Linked DNA regions of Homo sapiens: region 1 is linked to region 2. A link is an interaction called in ENCODE POLR2A ChIA-PET data of the cell type or tissue named here. Cell type or tissue: CD4-positive, alpha-beta T cell. All regions are shown on one strand. Each heading gives the region's core, and the rest is flanking DNA. Links, peaks and the distances in the headings are about the cores only. Region 1 overlaps HNRNPM (heterogeneous nuclear ribonucleoprotein M). Region 2 overlaps MYO1F (myosin IF).

What was found. Peaks named below come from ENCODE experiments on the same cell type or tissue, not always from the same donor. Only the 100,000 strongest peaks of a DNase experiment are listed, where the experiment ranks them.
Region 1: POLR2A ChIA-PET joins it to region 2 with 18 read pairs; 8 of 35 experiments call an interaction of 5 or more read pairs at or near these places.

Annotation. Positions count from the first base shown.
Region 1 is chr19:8,478,392-8,488,858 of GRCh38, forward strand. It overlaps HNRNPM (heterogeneous nuclear ribonucleoprotein M), which reads left to right. Exons shown (of 16, transcript NM_005968.5): 13 at 4,767-4,820; 14 at 7,212-8,014; 15 at 8,633-8,684; 16 at 10,300-10,467. The coding sequence ends at 10,463. Among named protein-coding and RNA genes, the nearest start is that of PRAM1, 19 kb to the right of the region's middle. RefSeq lists enhancers at 8,789-8,878, 9,169-9,218. In CD4-positive, alpha-beta T cell, for the core only: CTCF peaks have their summits at 9,081 and 9,282; a DNase peak (open chromatin) is centred at 9,090; H3K27ac peaks cover 1,916 bases.
Region 2 is chr19:8,563,275-8,573,741 of GRCh38, forward strand. The region is part of intron 1 of MYO1F (myosin IF); the gene reads right to left. Among named protein-coding and RNA genes, the nearest start is that of MYO1F, 8.9 kb to the right of the region's middle. RefSeq lists a silencer at 3,617-3,817 and enhancers at 5,875-5,964, 7,960-8,119. In CD4-positive, alpha-beta T cell, for the core only: no CTCF peak of the experiment used is centred there; DNase peaks (open chromatin) are centred at 4,667 and 6,057; H3K4me3 peaks cover 1,320 bases; H3K27ac peaks cover 2,195 bases.

The DNA.
Region 1 (10,467 bases), core at 7,668-10,167, 82 kb before region 2:
GAGATGGAGCGTGGCATGGGTGGAGGACTTGAAAGAGACTTTGCCAGGAAGGAGATGGGGATATCTCGAAGCTTTGGAGAGCCTCTTGGCAGAGGAATGAGTAAGAAGGCCCAGTGGGCCTCAGTGGCTGGGGTCCGCCCTCTGGGGTGCAGGCTGCCAGGGTTTACCTGATGTCCCTGCTCTCTTAGAGTCAGCTGGTTTTTTTTAAGCTTTTAAAAAAGATGTTGTTTTAGACCTAGGTAAAAAATTTAGGTCTTTTAGTGTTTTATTGCTATATCAGTAGCATTATTTGTCTTTAAGTCTTTTCAGATGGCTTTTTAAAAAATTGGCATAAGGTTGTGCAGGCTGTGGGAATGGAAACTGCTGCGTGTACTTGACTTTCTGGCCCCCTAGGCCTGGAGAGTGTTTCATGGCCCTCTGGCTCCCTAGGCCTGGAGCGTGTTTCAAAGCCCTGCTAATTGGGGCAGGAGTTTCCTTACCCCAGGGTGCTGTGGTGTCCAGTCCAGTTAGCAGGATGGAGTGAGTTGTGCACTTGCTGATGCCTTTGACAGAGGCATCTAGACCGACTAGAGAGGTTTTCTAAAGTTGGAAGGTCTTGAGTATTTAGGCCTATCCGTATGCAGAGAAATTATTTTTTCAGTTTTGGTTAGGTGGCAGAGCAATTTCCTCCTCTTTTTTCTTTCTTTCTTTTTTTTTTTTTTTTTTTTTTTTCAAGACAGAGTCTCGCTTTGTTGCCCAGGCTGGAGTGCAATGGTGCGATCTCAGCTCACTGCGGCCTCCACCTCCCGGTTTCAAGTGGTTCTCCTGCTTCAGACTCTTGAGTAGCTGGCACTGCCGCCACCACACCCAGCTAATTTTCTTGTATTTTTAATGAGATAGGGTTTCACTGTGTTGGCCAGGCTGGTCTTGAGTCCTGACCTCAAGTGATCCACCTGCCTCTGCCTCCCAAAGTGCTAGGATTACAGGTGTGAGCCATCACGCCAGGTCTGTTGATGTCCATTTTATGTTAGCTGTATTCTTCAAATTTATGAAGGCCCTAGAAAGGTGGTCATTAGATTCATCCTTCAGCTCATCAGAGGGGCAAGATTCTTTTTTAATACAGTCTCTCCCTGTCATCTGGGCTGGAGTACAGTGGGTATGATCTCACTGTAGCAGGCTGAAGCAATCCTCCTACCTTTGCCTCTGAGTGGCTAGGAACACAGGCACATGCCACCATGCCCAGCTAATTTATTTTTTTGTAGAGACAGAGTGTATGTTGCCCAGGCTTATTACAAATTCCTGGGCTCAAGTGATCCTCCCGCCTTGGCCTCCCAAGGTGCTGGGGTTATAGGCAACAGCCACTATGCCTGGCCAGCGGTGTATTTAAAAAAAAAAAAAAAAATTTTTTTTTTTTTTTTTTTTGCGACAGAGTCTCGCTCTATTGCCCAGGCTGGAGTGCAGTGGCACAATCTTGGCTCACTGAAAGCTCTGCCCCTCCAGGTTTAAGCTGTTCTCTGCCTCAGCCTCCAGAGTAGCTGGGATTACAGGCGCGTGCCCCCATGTCCGGCTAATTTTTTGTATTTTTGTAGAGATGGGGTTTCACCATCTTGGCCAGGCTGGTCTTGAACTCGGGACCTCGTGATTCACACGCCTCGGCCTCCCAAAGTGCTGGGATTACAGGCATGAGCCACCGCACCCGGCCAAAGAAATATTTTAAAACTTACTGGCCGGGCGCGGTGGCTCATGCCTGTATTCCCAGCACTTTGGGAGGCCGAGGCTGGTGAATCACGAGGTTAGGAGTTCAAGACCAGCCTGGCCAATGTGGTGAAACCCCGTCTCTACTAAAAATACAAAAATTAGCCGGGCATGGTGGCGGGTGCCTGTAATCCCAGCTACTTGGGAGGCGGAGGTTGCAGTGAGCCGAGGTCAAACCACTGCACTCCAGCCTGGGTGACAGAGTGAGACTCCATCTCAAAAAAAAAAAAAAAAATTAAAACTTACTGTCATTTGCCTGCAAATACTAATTTGTGGATAGCTATGGCAAGAATAGATGGCATGTGGCTGGGCAGGTGGATTACAAGGTTAGGAGTTTGAGACCAGCCTGGCCAACATGGTGAAACCCCGTCTCTACTACAAACACAAAAAATTTAGCCGGGCGTGGTGGTGCATGCTGTAATCCCAGCTATTCAGGTGGCTGAGGCAGAATTGCTTGAACCTGGGAGGTAGAGGTTGCAGTGAGCCGAGATGACACCACTGCACTCTAGCCTGGGCGACAGAGTGAGACTCTGTCTCAAAATTAAAAAAAAAAAAAAGGCATCTTTACTTCTGTAGGAACTTTTTCTTGCTAAGAGCCTTCAGCTTCTTGCCACTCTGCAGCACCTCTCGCCTAATTCCGCTTTTTGGAGTGGCACATGAGTGGCACAGAGAGGTGGATGTGGGCTTCTTGCCTTTGAGGTCACTTCATGTGGCCACAGGAAACTGTTCCTGTCCTGACCGGCAGGGCGCCACCTCTCCCGCTGCGGTTACACCTTCTTTCTGATTGGGACTGTGCGATCTCTGTCCCGGAATTCCCTCCTGCCGCTGTGATCAGACCTACATGAGTAAGGTGATCTCGTCAGGTTCTCAGAGTGGTTGGGTTGGTTTTTCAAGATTCAATTCTTGACCTCTTTCCCGTGTCCTTTGCCATGAGAGGTGAACCATTGTGGTGCTCCTTTCCATAGTGCTTTCCTACTCGGTGCCCCTTCCTGTGCCTAGGCAGTAGATCTTTGCACTCCTTTGTGCAAACAGCTGTACTTGCTGCTTCAAAAATTTGGATAGGCCTGTGGTCTTTGGCCTTCAAGGATGAGGTGTAGCTGAGGCGATACTAAGGGTGGCTTGGGACATCGCCAGAGGTCTGTGCATCCAAGTGGCCTAGTGAGGACGCTGGTGGAGACGTTGGTTGCCAGATGCTGCTCAGGGCATTGGCTCTGCTAGGGGGCTCAGCAGGCTTGGCACAGGCAGCAGGTGTGCGCAGATAGAGCGGCTGGCGGCGGTGGGTGCAGGTCTCTGTGAGGCAGGGGAGGAGCATGGGCAGAACAGGCTCCAGTTGTGGTCTGTGGGGAGGCCTGTGAATGCCGATGGGAGAATTCCGCCATTCTCTGCAAATCAGTGGCATGTTGGTTGAAAGCTTTTGCAGCTGTCTTGCAGGTGTGTTAGTTGGAAGCTTGATCTAGTTCAGGGGTGTGCACGGGAGAATATAGTCATGGGTTCTCAGTTGGTTTCTGTTTGGGTCAGTAAAGCCCCTTATCCCTCTTTTCCACTTATTACTAGAGACAGAAACTTAAAAACCATGGTTTCAGGCTGCCAAAAAGCCTAAAACAGAACAAAGCAAAGTAAGACGTGTTGGACAAGCTTGGTCTAGGTGCTGGAAAGCCAGCCTCGGCTCAGGCATGCCGGGCAGGATCGCAGGCGTCCCGGGAGAATGAGCTGTACCTGCTGGTAGACTGAAGTCTGTGTCTCTTGGTGAACTTTCCCACCTTGTCCCACAGCAGTTAGTTGGGATATAAGAAGCAGCTGTGTGGGGTGCAGGTGCTTTTGTTGTTGTTGTTGTTTGGTGTCTTTTTTTTTTTTTTTTTTTTTCTTAGAGACAGAGTCTCACTCTTGCCCAGGCTGGGGTGCAGTGGCACGATCTCGGCTCACTGCAACCTCTGCCTCCAGGGTTCAAGCGATTCTCCCGCCTCAGCCTCCTGAGTAACTGGGATTACAGGCACCTGCCATCATACCCGGCTAATTTTTAGTAGAGACGGGGTTTCACCATGTTGGCCAGGCTGATCCTGACCTCAGGTGATCCACCCGCCTTGGCCTCCCAAAGTGCTGGGATTACAGGCATGAGCTACTGCGCGGCCGGGGGACAGGTTTTAATGGCTTTGTGGCCGTGGTCATAAAGCGAAATGTGCCTCGTGGCTAATGTCCAAGTTGCTGAGCATATACTTTGAGACCAGAGCGGGTGGGTACAAGTGTCTTCTACATAGCAAAAGATGGACCAGAAGCTTGGAAAGGTAATGCTATGATAGCATCAGACAAACCTTAAAGAGGTGTGGGTGCACCGTGGGCAAGTGAGCAGCAGCACTGTGTTTGGGATACTTGGTGGGGGGTGCAATTTAGGTATTTTCCTGAAACCTTATCTGTTGCCTAGTCACAGCACACCCAGCTCATTTCAGGCAAGGCTGGCATGCTCAAGGATTTCCGCGCAGAGCTCATTTGTTAGCGTTGAGGTTGTCCGTGGAGCTGCAGCTTTAATTTGCTCTATGATAATGAGAGGTGCCTCTGGGTGGATAAATGTGGGCTCCAAGTGGGTGATGCTGGGCGGTCTTCTGAACAAGAAGTTGGCTGGGGTGGGGGTGGGGGCTTACTTTCCAGCTCAGGGGAGGCAAGGAAGCCTCAGTCCTGAGAGCCTGGACCAGCTTTAGAAAACTGCCGCTGAGCGAGACCCGATGGCCCTCTTCTTGCTCTGGCTCTCAGTTCATGAATGCATATGACTCCTATCTCTGCTGGGCGCATTCGCAGGTGACCCCGCACGCTGGGCCTCAGACTCTGGAGCTACGTGGGGTCTTGGCATCGTGACCCAGCATCAAGGACTCTCCTAGTTCTCTGTAAAATGATCTTGTCTGTGCGTGTGTTTCTCAAACCCCTTTCCCTTTATCTTGTCATTTTTATTAGTAGTATTTCTACTCTGGAATCTGTAATGAGCACATTTCTATTGCCATAGAGGAATTTGGCTAATTTTTTTTTCTTCCTGATTTCCTTAGAAATCCTAAGTAATGCACTGAAGAGAGGAGAGATCATTGCAAAGCAGGGAGGAGGTAGGAACCGCTTAGTTTGATGTTTTGTTTTTTTAGAACAGGCTGTTATCGCTGGGGACTGTAGAGCTTAGTGGTGAGAAGTGCGGGTTCTGACACAGACTGCCCGGGGTGGGAGCAGCTCTGCCTTTTTCTAGCTGTGTGACGTTTGGCAAGTCACTGAACCTCTCTGTTTCTCATAGCACTCATTTGTAAAATGGGGGTGTAATAGTACCTGCCTCAGGGATGCTGTGGAGAGTGAATGCATGTGAAAGAGTGCTTCCGCACGTGCTGTGCACAGGCCGACCATCTTCATTGTTAGAGTACCTCTCTTTTGGGGGTTTTGTTTTCCACATTATAAATTCCTAAAAGTAAATATATTTTCCTTAGACTTGATGATAAGACTGAAAGCACACCACCCAACAAGTAATAAATGCTTGTAAAATAGATAAATGTACTCATTAGGAAAATATGAAGAAAGTATGGTCTGAAACCCCATCGCCCAGTGATGACTGCCGGAAACATTTTGTTCTGAATCTTTCATTCATACACAGCTTTATGGATACTGAGAACAAAATGTACTTTTTGAGCATTTTTGGAGACAGTCTCGCTCTGTCTCCCAGGCTGGAGTGCCGTGGTGCAGTCTCTGCTCACTGCGGCCTCAACTTCCCAGGCCTAAGCGATTCTCCCACTTTAGCCTCCCAAGTAGCTGGGACTACAGGCGTGTGCCACCTGGTTTGGCTAATTTTTTGATTTTTTTTGTAGAGATGGCATTTTGACATGTTACCCAGGCTTATCTCAAACTCCTGGCCTCAAGTGACCTGCATACCTCCAGAGTGCTGGGATGACAGATGTGAGCCACCACACCTGGCCCAAATGTACTTTTTCAGCCTGATTTTCCCTCTGAGTATCTTGGCATCTCACCTCCTGACTTCTGTGTTGGGCTGGCTCTGGAGCTCCACGCTGGTACCATTTCCTCCCATTTCTTTTTTTTTTTTTTTTTTTGAGAGACGGAGTCTCACTCTGTCGCCCAGGCTAGAGTGCAGTGGCACGATCTCGGCTCACTGTGACCTCCGTCTCCTGGGTTCAAGCGATTCTCCTGCCTCAGCCTCCCAAGTAGCTGGGACTACGGGCGCACGCCACCATACCCAGCTAATTTTTGCAATTTTAGTAGAGATGGGGTTTCACCATGTTGGCCAGGCTGGTCGCGAACTCCTGACCTTGTTCCGCCCGCCTTGGCCTCCCAAAGTACTGGGATTACAGGCATGAGCCACCACACCCAGCTGCCCCACCTCATTTCTGATGCCTTTGGGCAAAGTGCCCATTCTCGCTAGGTTCCTTATACTGTGGGGAAGTTCTGAGACGTCTCCCCTCTGAAAGTCACACATTCTTAGAGTCGGGCCTGCTTTGGCCGCTCACTGTGTGCTGTGCAGCTAGAGAAGCAGGCGCGGTGTGGCCAGTTACAGAGCCAGTTAGAGAAACTGCCCAGTTTCCTCTTGAATTGGTATCTTTGACTAGGCTGCTTGGGTCGGTCACAGGCTGGCTCTGGGCTGATGGCCACTCTCAGAGGCAAGCGACAGGGTTTCGGGGAGGAGCCCCAAACTCGGCATGTGGAAAGGGGTGGCCTTGCTGACGGAGCCAGACCCTGCTTTCCAGAGTTGCAAGCACCACGGGTGGGGGCGTCCCTTCGTTCTGCTGACTGACCCCCAGCCGCTACCAGAGCCCACTCTGCAGTGCCATCAACATCTTCTTTCCAAAGCCAGCAAGTCATTTGGTTTCCCTGACAATAGGGTCCCCAAAAGTGGCCAGCTGTGTGCATTTGTACACAGAGGATCTCTCGGTGTGTGTTTTTTTGACCTCTGCTTGATGGTGTGGCCGAAAATCCTTTCTCTGTGCCCTGGGAGCGCTGAGGAAATGCAGCCAGAGTGGCCCCCAGCAGAGCATCCTAGAGGGACAGGCTGGGAGGGGAAGGTGGGAGTGACTCCGACTTGTCTCCACATAACTCCTGTTCATTACCCTGGGTGGCCCCCCGAGTGGGGGGTGTCCATGCCTCCCCCTGGAGCATTTCTCAGTGTCTGCTGATGGAGAAACCTCAGATGTCTCAGGAATTGACGTCCATGGTTCACAAAGCTTGTCACAGACACTAGCACCTCACAGACACACATACAGGGGTGTTCTTTAGAAGTTGTGTTATGGAAATCTCAGCTGTGGCATAGAGCAGAGAGAATGCTGGGAGGCCCCCATGTGCCCACCACACAGCTGTAGCTGTTGTCAACATTTGAGGGGTGTCTTAATGGTAAATTATGGTGGGCCTTTACCCCTGATCCATGCCCATGAGCTGAAGTGGTCTGGCGTGTTGTGCACACGCACACTCAAGTTCTTGACACCCACCTGTGTTTTGTGTCCCTGTTTCAGGTGGAGGTGGAGGAAGCGTCCCTGGGATCGAGAGGATGGGTCCTGGCATTGACCGCCTCGGGGGTGCCGGCATGGAGCGCATGGGCGCGGGCCTGGGCCACGGCATGGATCGCGTGGGCTCCGAGATCGAGCGCATGGGCCTGGTCATGGACCGCATGGGCTCCGTGGAGCGCATGGGCTCCGGCATTGAGCGCATGGGCCCGCTGGGCCTCGACCACATGGCCTCCAGCATTGAGCGCATGGGCCAGACCATGGAGCGCATTGGCTCTGGCGTGGAGCGCATGGGTGCCGGCATGGGCTTCGGCCTTGAGCGCATGGCCGCTCCCATCGACCGTGTGGGCCAGACCATTGAGCGCATGGGCTCTGGCGTGGAGCGCATGGGCCCTGCCATCGAGCGCATGGGCCTGAGCATGGAGCGCATGGTGCCCGCAGGTATGGGAGCTGGCCTGGAGCGCATGGGCCCCGTGATGGATCGCATGGCCACCGGCCTGGAGCGCATGGGCGCCAACAATCTGGAGCGGATGGGCCTGGAGCGCATGGGCGCCAACAGCCTCGAGCGCATGGGCCTGGAGCGCATGGGTGCCAACAGCCTCGAGCGCATGGGCCCTGCCATGGGCCCGGCCCTGGGCGCTGGCATTGAGCGCATGGGCCTGGCCATGGGTGGCGGTGGCGGTGCCAGCTTTGACCGTGCCATCGAGATGGAGCGTGGCAACTTCGGAGGAAGCTTCGCAGGTTCCTTTGGTGGAGCTGGAGGCCATGCTCCTGGGGTGGCCAGGAAGGCCTGCCAGATATTTGTGAGAAATGTAAGTGGCTCTTGGGGAACTTCTTGGTGGTGGTGAGCATGAGGGGACAGGGGAGGCAAAGATCAGCAGGATGAAGTCAGAGGTGGCGCCCTTCAAAGGGGACCACACCTCCTTGCCACTGTCCCAAACGTTTTATGCTAGTGGGACAAGTAAGGAATGTGAGAACTGTGGGTTCTGGAAGAGCCTGGGCTTCTCCACTGTGCTAGAATATGGAGCAGACGCTGAGCTCAGAGACTCCAGTTTCTGATTGGTTGGCTTGAAGAGGCACTATGTGTTGCACGATGGTCCAGGGAAAGAAGTGGCTGTAACGGAATTATTTTCCCCAGCTCAGCCACCCTTAGCCACTATTTAGTGACTGTGGGCTGCGCACCGCAGGCCTGAGTGTCCCATCCTGCACGGTGCTCCCACAGGCAGAGCCCCAGGGAGGGAGCTGGCTGTGCCGCTTCACAGCCTTGTCCCACATGTATCTATTAGTTTCCTGCTGATCGCCTCAGTCTGAAGGGCAGCCAGCTTCTCGGTATAGTGAGAAATCTAGCATGGCCCTCAGAGCCAGCTGCAAGGCATGCCTTAGGATTTGGTTTAATCACGCATCAGTCTCCCTTTTCTTCTCCCCTTCAGCTGCCATTCGATTTCACATGGAAGATGCTAAAGGACAAATTCAACGAGTGCGGTAAGTGTTGGGAACGGCTTTGTAGGTGCTTCCCTCGTGCTTGTTGGTGACGCAGCCGAGTCAGCAGCAAAACCTCCCTCCCAGCCCCCTCCGTCGGCTCAGGACCCATGGCCTTGCCATGTTCTGCCCACGCCAATGCTCAGGCAGGTTGTTGAGTGTCCTGTGATGTGTCACATGTTTTTCAGCTGTGTTCTCATTTCATCCTTACTTCCTTTTTTCTTTTTGAGTCTTTGAAACAAGGTAGTAGTGTCCCCATTTCACAGATGAGTCAGGCAGAGTCTTCCTTCTGAGGTTACCTGGCTTCTAGGTGGCAAGGCTAAATAAATACATCCCAGACGAGGTCGCTTTCCCCTCAGCACAGCTGGTGTGGGGCCTCGGAGAGAACACAGCCCAGCAGGTGCCATGGGGAGGCGGTGCAGGCTCTGGGCACACAGCAGCTCCTGTGAGGGTGAGGCTAAGGTCTTGTGGTTTCCTGGCACATCGGGCAACTCTTCTGGAGGGCTCTGTCTGTGGCTGAAAGCAAGTTGTCTTCCTTCCCTGCCCTCCAGGGTGAGCCCCCACCCCGCATGCACCACCTCTGTTCTTTTTAGCTAGAGGGGCCTGAGCTAGAGGTCTGGGCAGCTGCTTCCGCACTGTCCTCCCGCTTCCTGTTTCAGCAGTGGCTCCGATTTCACCACCATTGCTGCTTCTCCATGGTTCTTGGGGCAAGCCGTTGAGTCATGATCTGCCTCTTTGCTCCATTCTTCACCTCTTTCCCCACTCCTGAGTTCCCATGTTGTAGCTAGATATTCTGAAAAGGCCAGTGGGATCACAGCGCCCCCAGCCCCCACTTTTGCAATGCCTGGAGCGGCCCTGTGCCTTCAAGAGGAAGTCCAGACTCACAAGCCCCTTGAAGACCTGGTCCTATCCTCCTCCATCTCCCTCCTGTCCCAGAACCTGAGCGGCAAGTGCTGCACGTGTCCCGCAATGCTCTCGTGTGAGCCAATTACTGGCAAGTCTTCTTTCTGGTGAATTTCTGTGTAAGCTCACTCAGAACTTGCCCCTGAGGACCCCTCCACCCTACCTGCCCTGGGCCCTCTCTTAGGCACTGAGTTCCCACCTCTGGCATTGTGGCCCTACCACCTTTGGTACTCCTGGAGTAGAGCCTTTGCCCTCTAGGGCTCTGTCCACGGCGTTGACACATATCTGGATGCTTAACGGGTGCTCAAATGAATAAGTGAAACCTGCTGGCTTTCATTTGGACAGTACAGACGTGTCCATTGGATTGCGGATGGCTTTGTAACCAGGGGCGGTGGCATATCAAAAATGAAGACTTTGTAAAATGTATGGGAACTTTCTGCCTATAAAGCTGGCTTTACACTGCGCCTTCTTTTTTGAACTTCCTGAAGCGTAAAGGCGTGCATTGAATCCGCCAGGAAGGCTTTTCATGGGGCAGGGGCAGGCTCTGTTAGCAGAAGAATGGCAGTGTGGCTGAGGGGGCCGTAGTCATTGGTTCTCGCCATTGTATTCTGAGCCTTTGTGCTCTAGGCTTCAGGGCCTCTCCTTTTTGACTCTGTCCACCAAAATCTAACAAAATCGGGACTGAGTGTCGTCTCTTCTTCCCTCCCTGTCCTAGGCCACGTGCTGTACGCCGACATCAAGATGGAGAATGGGAAGTCCAAGGGGTGTGGCGTGGTTAAGTTCGAGTCGCCAGAGGTGGCCGAGAGAGCCTGCCGGATGATGAATGGCATGAAGCTGAGTGGCCGAGAGATTGACGTTCGAATTGATAGAAACGCTTAAGCAG
Region 2 (10,467 bases), core at 4,516-7,015:
GAGCCACTGTGCTTGGCCACTTTTTTTTTTTTTTTTTTTTTGAGACACAGTCTTGCTCTATCGCCCAGGCTGGAGTGCAGTGGTGAGATCTCAGCTCACTGCAACCTCTGCTTCCCGGATTCAAGCGATTCTCATGCCTCAGCCTCCTGAGTACCTGGGATTATAGGCGTGCACCACCACGCCCAGCTAACGTTTTGTAATTTTAGTAGAGACAGGATTTTTCTTTTTCTTTCTTTCTTTCTTTTTTTTTTGAGATGGAGTGTCTCTCTTGTTATCTGGGCTGGAGTGCAATGATGTGATCTCAGCTCACTGCAACCTTCGCCTCCCGGGTTCAAGCGATTTTCCTGCCTCAGCCTCCCTAGTAGCTGGGGTTACAGGAGCCCATCAACACGCCCAGCTAATTTTTTTTGTATTTTTAGTAGAGATGGGCTTTCACTATGTTGGTCAGGCTGGTCTGGAACTCCTGACCTCAGGCGATCCCCCTGCCTCAGCCTCCCAAAGTGCTGGGATTACAGGGGTGAGCCACCGCGCCTGGCTTGAGACAGGGTTTTTCTATGTTGGCCAGGCTGGTCTCAAACTCCTAGCCTCAGGTGATCCACCCGCCTTGGCTTCTCAAAGTGCTGAGATTATAGGCATGAGCCACTGCGCTTTGGCCTGACCCTAGCACTCTCATATTTGGACACACATTTTATTGTAAGGTCTTCATTACAGGCAATCACATTGATTCTTTTTGAAACTATGGGAGTTGAGTGTGTCCATTGTCTGAGGTTAATGTCGGGATTTAAAGGAGGCCTAATTAGGTGTTTTTATAAGAAGTGGGTGCTGGCCGGGCATGGCGGCTCATGCCTATAATCCCAGCACTTTGGGAGGCCAAGGTGGATGGATCACTTGAGGTCAGGAGTTCGAGACCAGCCTGGCCAACATGGTGAAACCCCGTCTCTACTAAAAATACAAAAATTAGCCAGGCGTGGTGTCAGGCGCCTGTAATCCCAGCTACTTGGGAGGCTGAGGCAGGAGAATCGCTTGAACCCAGGAGGCAGAGGTTGCAGTGAGCCAAGATCATGCCATTGCACTTCAGCCTGGGCGACAGGAGTGAAACCCTGTCTTGAAAACAACAAAAAAAGAAGGAGGTGCTGACTGGGATGCACTGAGAGTCCCTGGGGTGCGTCAGGAGATGACAGAATCCTGGGGAGCAGTGGCATGGAGGGGTTGAAGTTGACACCCACCACAGACTGGCTGAGTAGGAACTGCCAGGGAAGTCAGAGGCAAAACCCGGACCAGGCAGGGGAGGCCCAGATGGGACGAGGGTGGGTTAGGAGCCATCGACTCAACCCTGAAGAGCGTCTGAGCTCACTGGAGACTAAGAGGGGCCCCAGGGTCAGAAGCAGGATTGGGAGGCTAGGAGGTATAGACAGGAATGAGGATCTGGCTGAGAAGGGGAAGAGGGAGAGAGGCTGTGGGGGAGAAGTGGGGTCAGGGGAGCCCGTGTTTCCTGTTTTTTTTTTGTTGTTGTTTTGAGACAGAGTCTCGCTCTGTCACCCAGGCTGGAGTGCAGTGGTATGATTTCGGCTCACTGCAACCTCCGCCTCCCGGGTTCAAGTGATTCTCCTGCCTCAGCCTCCCAAGTAACTGGAATTACAGGCGCCTGCCACCAAGCCAGGCTGATTTTTGTGTTTTTAGTAGAGACAGGATTTCACCACGTTGGACACGCTCATCTCGAACTCCCAACCTCAGGTGATCCGCCCACCTCAGCCTCCCACTGTGCTGGGATTACAGGCATGAGCCACTGTGTCCGGCCAGAGACAGGGATTTCACCATGTTGGCCAGGCTGGTCTGTAACTCCTGACCTCAAGTTCAAGTGATCCACCCACCTCAGCCTCCCAAAGTGCTGGGAGTACAGGCGTGAGCCACCACGCCTGGCTCATTTCATTTTCAAGATGGGGAGACCAGATGGTTGATGAGAAGAGACAATAAAAATTGTGGGCAGGTTGGGTGCAGTAGCTCACGCCTGTAATCCCAGCACTTTGGGAGGTTGACTCGGGCAGATCAACTGAGGTTGGGAGTTTGAGACCAGCCTGACCAACGTGGGGAAACCCCGTCTCCACTAAAAGTACAACATTAGCCAGGTGTGGTGGCGAGCGCCTGTAATCCCAGCTACTCGGGAGGCTGAGGCAGGAGAATAGCTTGAACCTGGGAGGCAGAGGTTGTAGTGAGCCAAGATTGTGCCATTGCAAGCTAGCCTGGGCAACAAGTGCGAAACTCTGTCTCGAAATAATAATAATAATAAAAATTAAAAAATAAATAATTGTGGGCAAAGTGGCATCATTCATGGGCCTAGTGGGGCAGGAGCAGGGTCGTGAGTGGTGAGGGTCTGTTCTTTTTCTAAACAGGTATTTGGGGAGAGGCTGGGGACAGGCACAGCTGTGTCAGTGGGTGGGGACACGGGAAGTGCATTTTGTCTCTGAAGAGCTTAAGGGTGGAGATTGGATGGAAATAACAACAATAGAAAACAATGACAACAACAGTTAACACCTGGCCGGGTGGTGGCTCACACCTGTCATCCCAGCACTTTGGGAGGCTGAGGTGGAAGGATCACTTGAGGCCAGGTGTTTGAGACCAGCCTGGGCAACATAGTGAGACCCCCATCTCTGCAAAAAAAAATAAAAAATAAAAAATAAATAAAAATTAGCCAGGCATGGTGGTATGCGCCTGTAGTCCCAGCCACTCAGGAGGCTGAGGCAAGAGGATCACTTGAGCCCAGGAGTTCGGAGTTACAGTGAGCTGTGATTGTGGCAGCACTCCAGCCTGGATGACAGACGAAGACCCAGAAAAAAAACCCAAACACCAAACTAGCACTTATTCTGTGTACCAGGCTCCAGTCTATGTCTTTTTTTTTTTTTTTTTTTTTTTTGAGATGGAGTCTTGCTTTCTCGCCCAGGCTGGAGTGCAGTGGCATGATCTCGGCTCACTGCAAGCTCTGCCTCCCGGGTTCACGCCATTCTCCTGCCTCAGCCTCCCATGTAGCTGGGACTACAGGCTCCCACGGCCATGCCCAGCTAATTTTTTGTATTTTTAGTAGAGATGGGCTTTCACCGTGTTAGCCAGGATGGTCTCGAGCTCCTGATCTCATGATCCACCCGCCTCGGCCTCCCAAAGTGCTGGGATTACAGGCGTGAGCCACCGCGCCCGGCCTGGTCTATGCTTTTTAAAAAAAATTTTATTTTTATTTATTTAATTTAATTAATTTATTTATTTTTGAAACAGAGTGTTGCTCTTTCGCCCTGGCTGGAGTGCAGTGGCATGATCTTGGCTCACTGCAACCTCTGCCTCCCTGGCTCAAGCGATTCTCCTGCCTCAGTTTCCCAAGTAGCTGGGATTACAGGTGCATGCCACCATGCCCAGGTAATATTTGTATTTTTTGTAGAGATGGGGTTTCACCATGTTGGCCAAGCTGGTTTCGAACTCCTGACCTCAAGTGATCCACCCGCCTCAGCCTCCCAAAGTGCTGGGATTACAAGCATGAGCCACCATAACTGGCCTTTATTTATTTTAATATATATATTAAATAATATATGTTTACAAACAGAGATAGAGTCTCGCTATGTTGCCTAGGCTGGTCTTGAACTCCTGAATTTCAAGTAATCCTCTTGCTTCAGCCTATGAAAGTGCTAGGATTACAGGCGTAAGCCACCAGGCCAAGCCTGGTCTAAGCTTTTTATGTGAATTACTTCATCTTATCCTTTCAACACACGCTGGCTGAGGTTAGTCCTATCACTGGGTCCAATTTTTTTTTTTTTTTTTTTTTGAGATTGAGTCTTGCTCTGTCGCCCAGGCTGGAATGCAGTGGTACGACTTTGGCTTACTGCAACCTCCGTCTCCCAGGTTCAAGCAATTCCAATTCTCTGCCTCATCCTCTCGAGTAGCTGGGATTATAGGCACCCACCACCAAGCCTGCTAATTTTTGTATTTTTAGTAGAGATGGGGGTTTCACCATCTTGGCCAGGCTGGTCTTGAACTCCTGACCTTGTGATCCACCTGCCTCGGCCTCCCAAAGTGCTGAAATTACAGGCATGAGCCACCGTGCCCGGCCCACTGGGTCTATTTTTTTTTGAGACAAAGTCTTGCTCTGTTGCACCCAGGCTGGAGTGCAGTGGCACGATCTCAGCTCACTGCAACCTCCACCTCCTGGGTTCAAGCGATTCTCCTGCCTCAGCCTCTTGAGTAGCTGGGATTACAGGCGCCTGGCTGATTTTTGTATTTTTAGTAGAGACAAGGTTTTACCGCGTTGGGCACGCTCATCTCGAACTCCCAACCTCAGGTGATCCTCCCACCTCGGCCTCGCAAAGTGCTGGGATTATAGGCGTGAGCCACCGCACCCATCCTGGGTCCATTTTATAGAAGAGAAAACTACAGCACAGAGAGGTTAAGTGTCCTCTTCAAGGACACACAGCAGTGCAGAGAGGACCTTGGGGAGGACCCACGAAGCTGTCCTTCCCCAGGCTGGTCTGTATCAGAGATCGCCGGGGTTGCTGCTGAGGTCAGATGAGGATGGGTTGGGGAGAAGATGGGTCATGTCTACAATTTCCCCTTTGGGGGCCAGTGCAGGCTTCAGCCTGCCAGGCCACTCAGGCTGAACTAAGACCCCAGGCCACTTCCCCTCACTGGGGTCAGCTGTGTCTGGCTAGGCCCATCAGCCCTCCTGGCTCTCCCGGCTCTGACGACTTGGTTCCTCTTCCTGCCCTTCCCCTCTTTCCTCATCTGGCAGAGTGGCCCTCTTCTCTGACCATTCTCTCCCTCTCTATCCTGCCCCAGGCACTAGAGGCCCTCAGACACTCCATGCTCCAGCCACCTGTAAAATCACAGGCTGGGCCGGGCACGGTGGCTCACACCTGTGATCCCAGCACTTTGGGAGGCCGAGGTGGGTGGATCACGAGGTCAGGAGATCGAGACTATCCTGGCTAACACGGTGAAACCCCGTCTCTACTAAAACTACAAAAAATTAGCCAGGTGCGGTGGCGGGCGCCCGTAGTCCCAGCTCCTCGGGAGGCTGAGGCAGGAGAATGGCGTGAACCTGGGAGGCGGAGCTTGCAGTGAGCTGAGATGGTGCCACTGCAGTCCGGCCTGGGTGAAAGAGTGAGACTCCGTCTCAAAAAAAAAAAAAAAAAAAAAAATTAATCACAGGCTGTTTGCATCGAAGGGAGAGAGGGTTTTGCTCAAGTGAATATCGTGTGGGGAGGATAGTCGAGAATTTTGGCATGTGATGGATTGGGGTCAAAGCCTGGCTTGACAGTTGACTGACTGTGTGACTCTGGGGAGGTCACTTCTCTTCTCCAAGCCTCAGTTTCTCCTCTTTGCAAGTGGATTTGGCCGCGCATGGTGGCTCACGCCTGTAATCCCAGCACTTTTGGAGGCGAGGCAGGCAGATCACTTGAGGTCAGGAGTTCAAGACCAGCCTGGCCAACATGGTGAAACCTCATCTCTACTAAAAATACAAAAATTAGCCCGGCGTGGTGGCGGGTGTCTGTAGTCTTAGCTATCCGGGAGGCTGAGGCAGGGGAATTGCTTGAACCTAGGAGGTGGAGGTTGCAGTGAGCCAAGATTACGTCATTGCACTCCAGCCTGGGCAACAGAGCGAGACTCCATCTCAACAACAACAAATAACCAAATGGATTCCATAATGACCCTTGTGTGGGGTCTCTGAAACAAGTACAGGAGCGAACAAAGAGAAAAAATGCGCCGAGATGCCTCAGGAAATGTCATCTGTGACCTTGAGAGGATTTAAGGCATCAGTGTTGGACAGAAAGCCTGGTCAATACATACTTGTTGAATGAATGAATGAATGAATGAAGTCCTATTGGGATGAGACTGCCCCCTGCCCTGTCTCCCAGATATCTCTCTCATTCTGTGGCCTCCAAGTCTCCATGGGTCAAGTCAAAACTGTTTGTTTGTAAGTCTCTTCCTTGGGGGTGGGGATGCAACGAAGAGCTTGTGGTCACAGTTGACCACAAGCTGAATATGACTCAACCTGCTGGAGCTCTTGTGAAAGGCAGTCAGGGGCTTGAGGTGGGTGGGGTAGGAAGGACGGGTAGCTTCTTCCTTCAGCTCTTCAGAGAGGTCTCTCTACCCCAAGGCTGAAGGCAGAACTAGGGCAGGCGGGGACAACCTTCCTGGTATCACACCAGGGAGGGGCTGTTTGTGGTGAAGGTGATGGTGCCTATGGGGCTGGGGGATGTGTGCCATGGAGGGAACACACTTCCTGGGCCCCTACTGTGCATGGAGGTAGGTGGAGACCAGGCTTAGGTGGACCAGGCCCAGAACCTGCCCTTGGGGGGCTCGGTGTTCCCCAAGTGGTGTCTCAGTTGCCCAGAGGAGACCATGGCTGGAAAGTACTGTGGAGAGGTGAGAGGGCTTCCTGTAGAAGGCACGTCTTGCAACATGAACTTTCCAGGCAGCATCAGTGGTGGCTGCAAGAGACATCAGCCAGAGAGGCCTTGGGTGTGTGGTGGACACCAGGATTCTAGTCTGTTTGGAATGGAGGGTCATGGTCCTGGAGGGATAGACAGCCCAGGCCATGTGGGGTCAGCACATAGTCCTGCTGGCCTCTCATTGCTTAGGAGGACAGGAGGCTGTGGTCAAGGTGCCTGTTATTTTTTTTGGACAGAGTCTTGTTCTGTTGCCCAGGTTGGAAGGCAGTGGTTTGATATCACTGCAGCCTTGACCTCCCAGGCTCAAGCGAATCCTCCTGCCTCAGCCTCCTGAGTAGCTGGGACCACAGGTGCATACTACCACGCCTGGCTAATACATTTTTTTTTTTTTGAGATGGAGTCTTGCTCTGTTGTTCAGGCTGGAGTGCAGCGGCATGATCTAGGCTTACTGCAACCTCTGCCTCCCAGGTTCAAGTGATTCTCCTGCCTCAGCCTCCCAAGTAGCTGGGATTACAGGCGTGCACAACGCCTGGCTAATTTTTGTATTTTTAGTAGAGACCAGGTTTCATCATGTTGGCCAGGCTGGTCTCGAACTCCTGACCTCAGGCAATCCACTCATCTCGGCCTCCCAAAGTGCTGGGATTATAGGCGTGAGCCACTGCACCCAGCCACATTTTTTTTTTTATTTGAGATGGAGTCTCGCTCTTGTTGCTCAGTCTGTGAGTGCAGTGGCATGACCTTGGCTCAACCTCTGCCTCCCAGGTTCAAGCAATTCTCCTGCCTTAGCCTCCTGAGTAGCTGGGATTACAGGTGCACGCCACCACACCTGGCTAATTTTTGTGTTTTTAGTAGAGACAGGGTTTCACCACGTTGGCCAGGCTGGTCTTGAACTCCTGACCCCAAGTGATCTGCCCGCCTTGACCTCCCAAAGTGCTGGAATGACGGGCACTGGGATGAGCCACCGCACCCAACCACATTTTTTTTTTTTTAAATAGAGACAAAGTCTAACTATGTTGCTTAGGCTGGTCTCAAACTCCTGGACTGCTGATCCTCTTGCCTTGGCCTCCCAAAGCGCTGGAATTACAGGTGCAAGCCGCTGTGCCCGGCCAAGATGGCTGTTAATAGTGTGGCCTTGGGAGTCACTGAGTCAAAATCCTCTTTCATTTTAGATTGGGCAGCTCACCTAACCTCTCTGCCTCAGTTTCCTCATTCGGAAAATGGGAACATCGAGGGGTGCAAATCTCACAGGCTGCTCTGCAGATTCAACGAAGCAAAGGTTGTCCAGTGTAAATGCTAGCGTTCCTCACTGTCCCCATCAATGGTGGCCATGAGCTGGCCAGGAGGAAGGGCTGGAGGAGGGAGCTTTTGCAACTCACCCCATGGGCTCCAGGCTGTCTGCTTTTTCTGGGCGTGATGAGCAAGAGCTCTAGATTGAAGACAGCAAACAAACAGCCACTTCCTTCCTCACCCAGGTCCTGCGAGCTGTGGTTGCCGGGAGGAGAGCTAAGCCTCCGTAGCTGCTTCTGGAGCCAGCTCTCAGCTCCCAGACCCTGCCCTGGTGCCTGAGGGTGGCCCTGGAGCCTTGCCCCCAGCTCAGTGGGGCTCTGGGGCCACACCCTGCGTCCATGCACTGTGCAAACAACATTCTCACCTCCAAAGGCTCCATCCCTCAGGGGAGCAGGGGGACTGGACTCTGTTTCTTTTCTTTTCTCTCTCTCTCTCTTTTTTTTTTTTAGATGGAATCTCACTCTGTTGCCCAGGCTGGAGTGCAGTGGCATGATCTCGGCTCACTGCAACCTCCACCTCCTGGGTTCAAGCGATTCTCCTGCCTCAGCCTCCCGAGTAGCTGGGACTACAGGCGCCCGCCACCGCGCCCGGCTAATTTTTTTTTTGTATTTTTGTATTTTTATTGTTTTGAGACGGAGTCTTGCTCTCTCACCCAGGCTGGAGTGCAGTGGCGCCATCTCGGCTCACTGCAAGCTCTGCCTCCCGAGTTCACGCCATTCTTCTGCCTCAGCCTCCCAAGTAGCTGGGACTACAGGCACCCGCCACCACGCCTGGGTAATTTTTTGTATTTTTAGTAGAGACGGGGTTTCACCATGTTAGCCAGGATGGTCTCGATCTCCTGACCTCATGATCTGCCCGCCTCGGCCTCCCAAAGTGCTGGGATTATAGGTGTAAGCCACCGCGCCCAGCCCCTGTATTTTTAGAGACGGGGTTTCACTGTGTTAGCCAGGATGGTCTCGATCTCCTGACTTCGTGATCCGCACGCCTCGGCCTCCTAAAGTATTGGGATTACAGGCGTAAGCCACCGCGCCTGGCCTTTATACGTGGGGACCCTTGTCTTTCTGGAGCTGGGCTCTTTGTCTCGTCGCTGGAGATTGCTGACAGTCGGTGGCTACCGTCTCAAACATCTCCACGCAGAAGCTGGAGCTGGGGAACCCTGGTCTTGTCCCTCCTGCTTTTTGGGGAAGATCCTCTGGGATGTGGTCCCCAACCCCCAAGACAGAAACCTGCCTGTCTCTGATTCATTGTTACGTTCACTCTTTGCATCCAATCAATTATGGGCATTTTTTTTTCCCCTCTGAGACAGAGTCTCGCTCTGTTGCCCAAGCTGGAGTGTAGTGGTGCGATCTCAGCTCACTGCAACCTCTGCCTCTCGGGTTCAAGCGATTCTGCTGCCTCAGCCTCCTGAGTAGCTGGGATTACAGGCACATGCCACCCCGCTTGGCTAATTTTTGTATTTTTAGTAGAGATGGGGTTTCACCATGGTGGCCAGACTGGTCTCGAACACCTGACCTCAAGTGATCCACCTGCCTCGGCCTCCTAAAGTGCTGGGATTACAGGTGTGAGCCACTGTGCCCGTGCCCAGTTAGTGGTCTTAACTGATTCTTTCTCCTAAATTCCTTTTGACTCCCAGCCTTTCCTGTCCATCCTCATGGCCACTGATTCTGGACCCAGCAGCCACTTCACTGGTCTCCCTGCTTTGTGGCTGTATCTTATTTATTTGTTTAGAAACAGAGTCTGTCTCTGTTGCTCAGGCTGGAGTGCAGTGGGGCCATCACAGCTCACTGCAGCCTGGAACTCCTGGGCTCAAGTGATCTTCCCACCTCAGCTTCCCAATTAGCTGGTACTACAGGTCCATGCCACCATGCCTGGCTAACTTTTAAATGCTTTGTAGAGATGGGGTATTGCCATGTCTCCCAGGCTGGTCTCGAACATCTGGCCTCAAGTGATCCTCCCACCTCCGTCTTCCAAACTGTTGGGATTACAGGCATGAGCCATTGTTCCTGGCCCTGTGACTGTACCTTAGAAACAATCACTATTGGCCAGGTGTGGTGGCTCACGCCTATAATCCCAGCACTTTGGGAGGCTGAGGCGGGCAGATCACGAGGTCAGGAGATCGAGACCATCCTTGCTAACACGGTGAAACCCCATCTCTACTAAAAAAATAGAAAAAAATTAGCCAGGCATGGTGGCGGGCGCCTGTAGTCCCAGCTACTCGGGAGGCTGAGGCAGGAGAATGGCATGAACCTAGGAGGTGGGGCTTGCAGTGAGCCAAGATCATGCCACTGCACTCCATCCTGGGTGACAGAGCGAGACTCTGTCTCAAAAAAAAAAGAAGAGACAATCACTATTATCCTCACATGACCACCATCACCAACCAAAGGCAACCAGTGAACGTCTTCACTCTCTCTCCTACCCTTCTCAAAGACAAACAGAAACTGCTGATAACTCCAATACCATCATGACTAGCCAATGTCAGACAGGTCCCATGAGCAATTCCAGCATCAGCCTTCCTTACATTCTCCCACGATCACCACCACCACCACCACCACGCTATAATAACCAACCACCATCTAGTCATCGGCCAGGCACAGTGGCTCACACCTGTAATCTCACACTTTGGGAGGCCAAAGCGGGTGGATCACTTGAGGTTAGGAGTTGGAGACCAGCCTGGCCAACATGGCGAAACCCCGTCTCCACTAAAAGCACAAAAATTAGCTGGGTGTGGTGGCAGGTGCTTGTAATCTCAGCTACT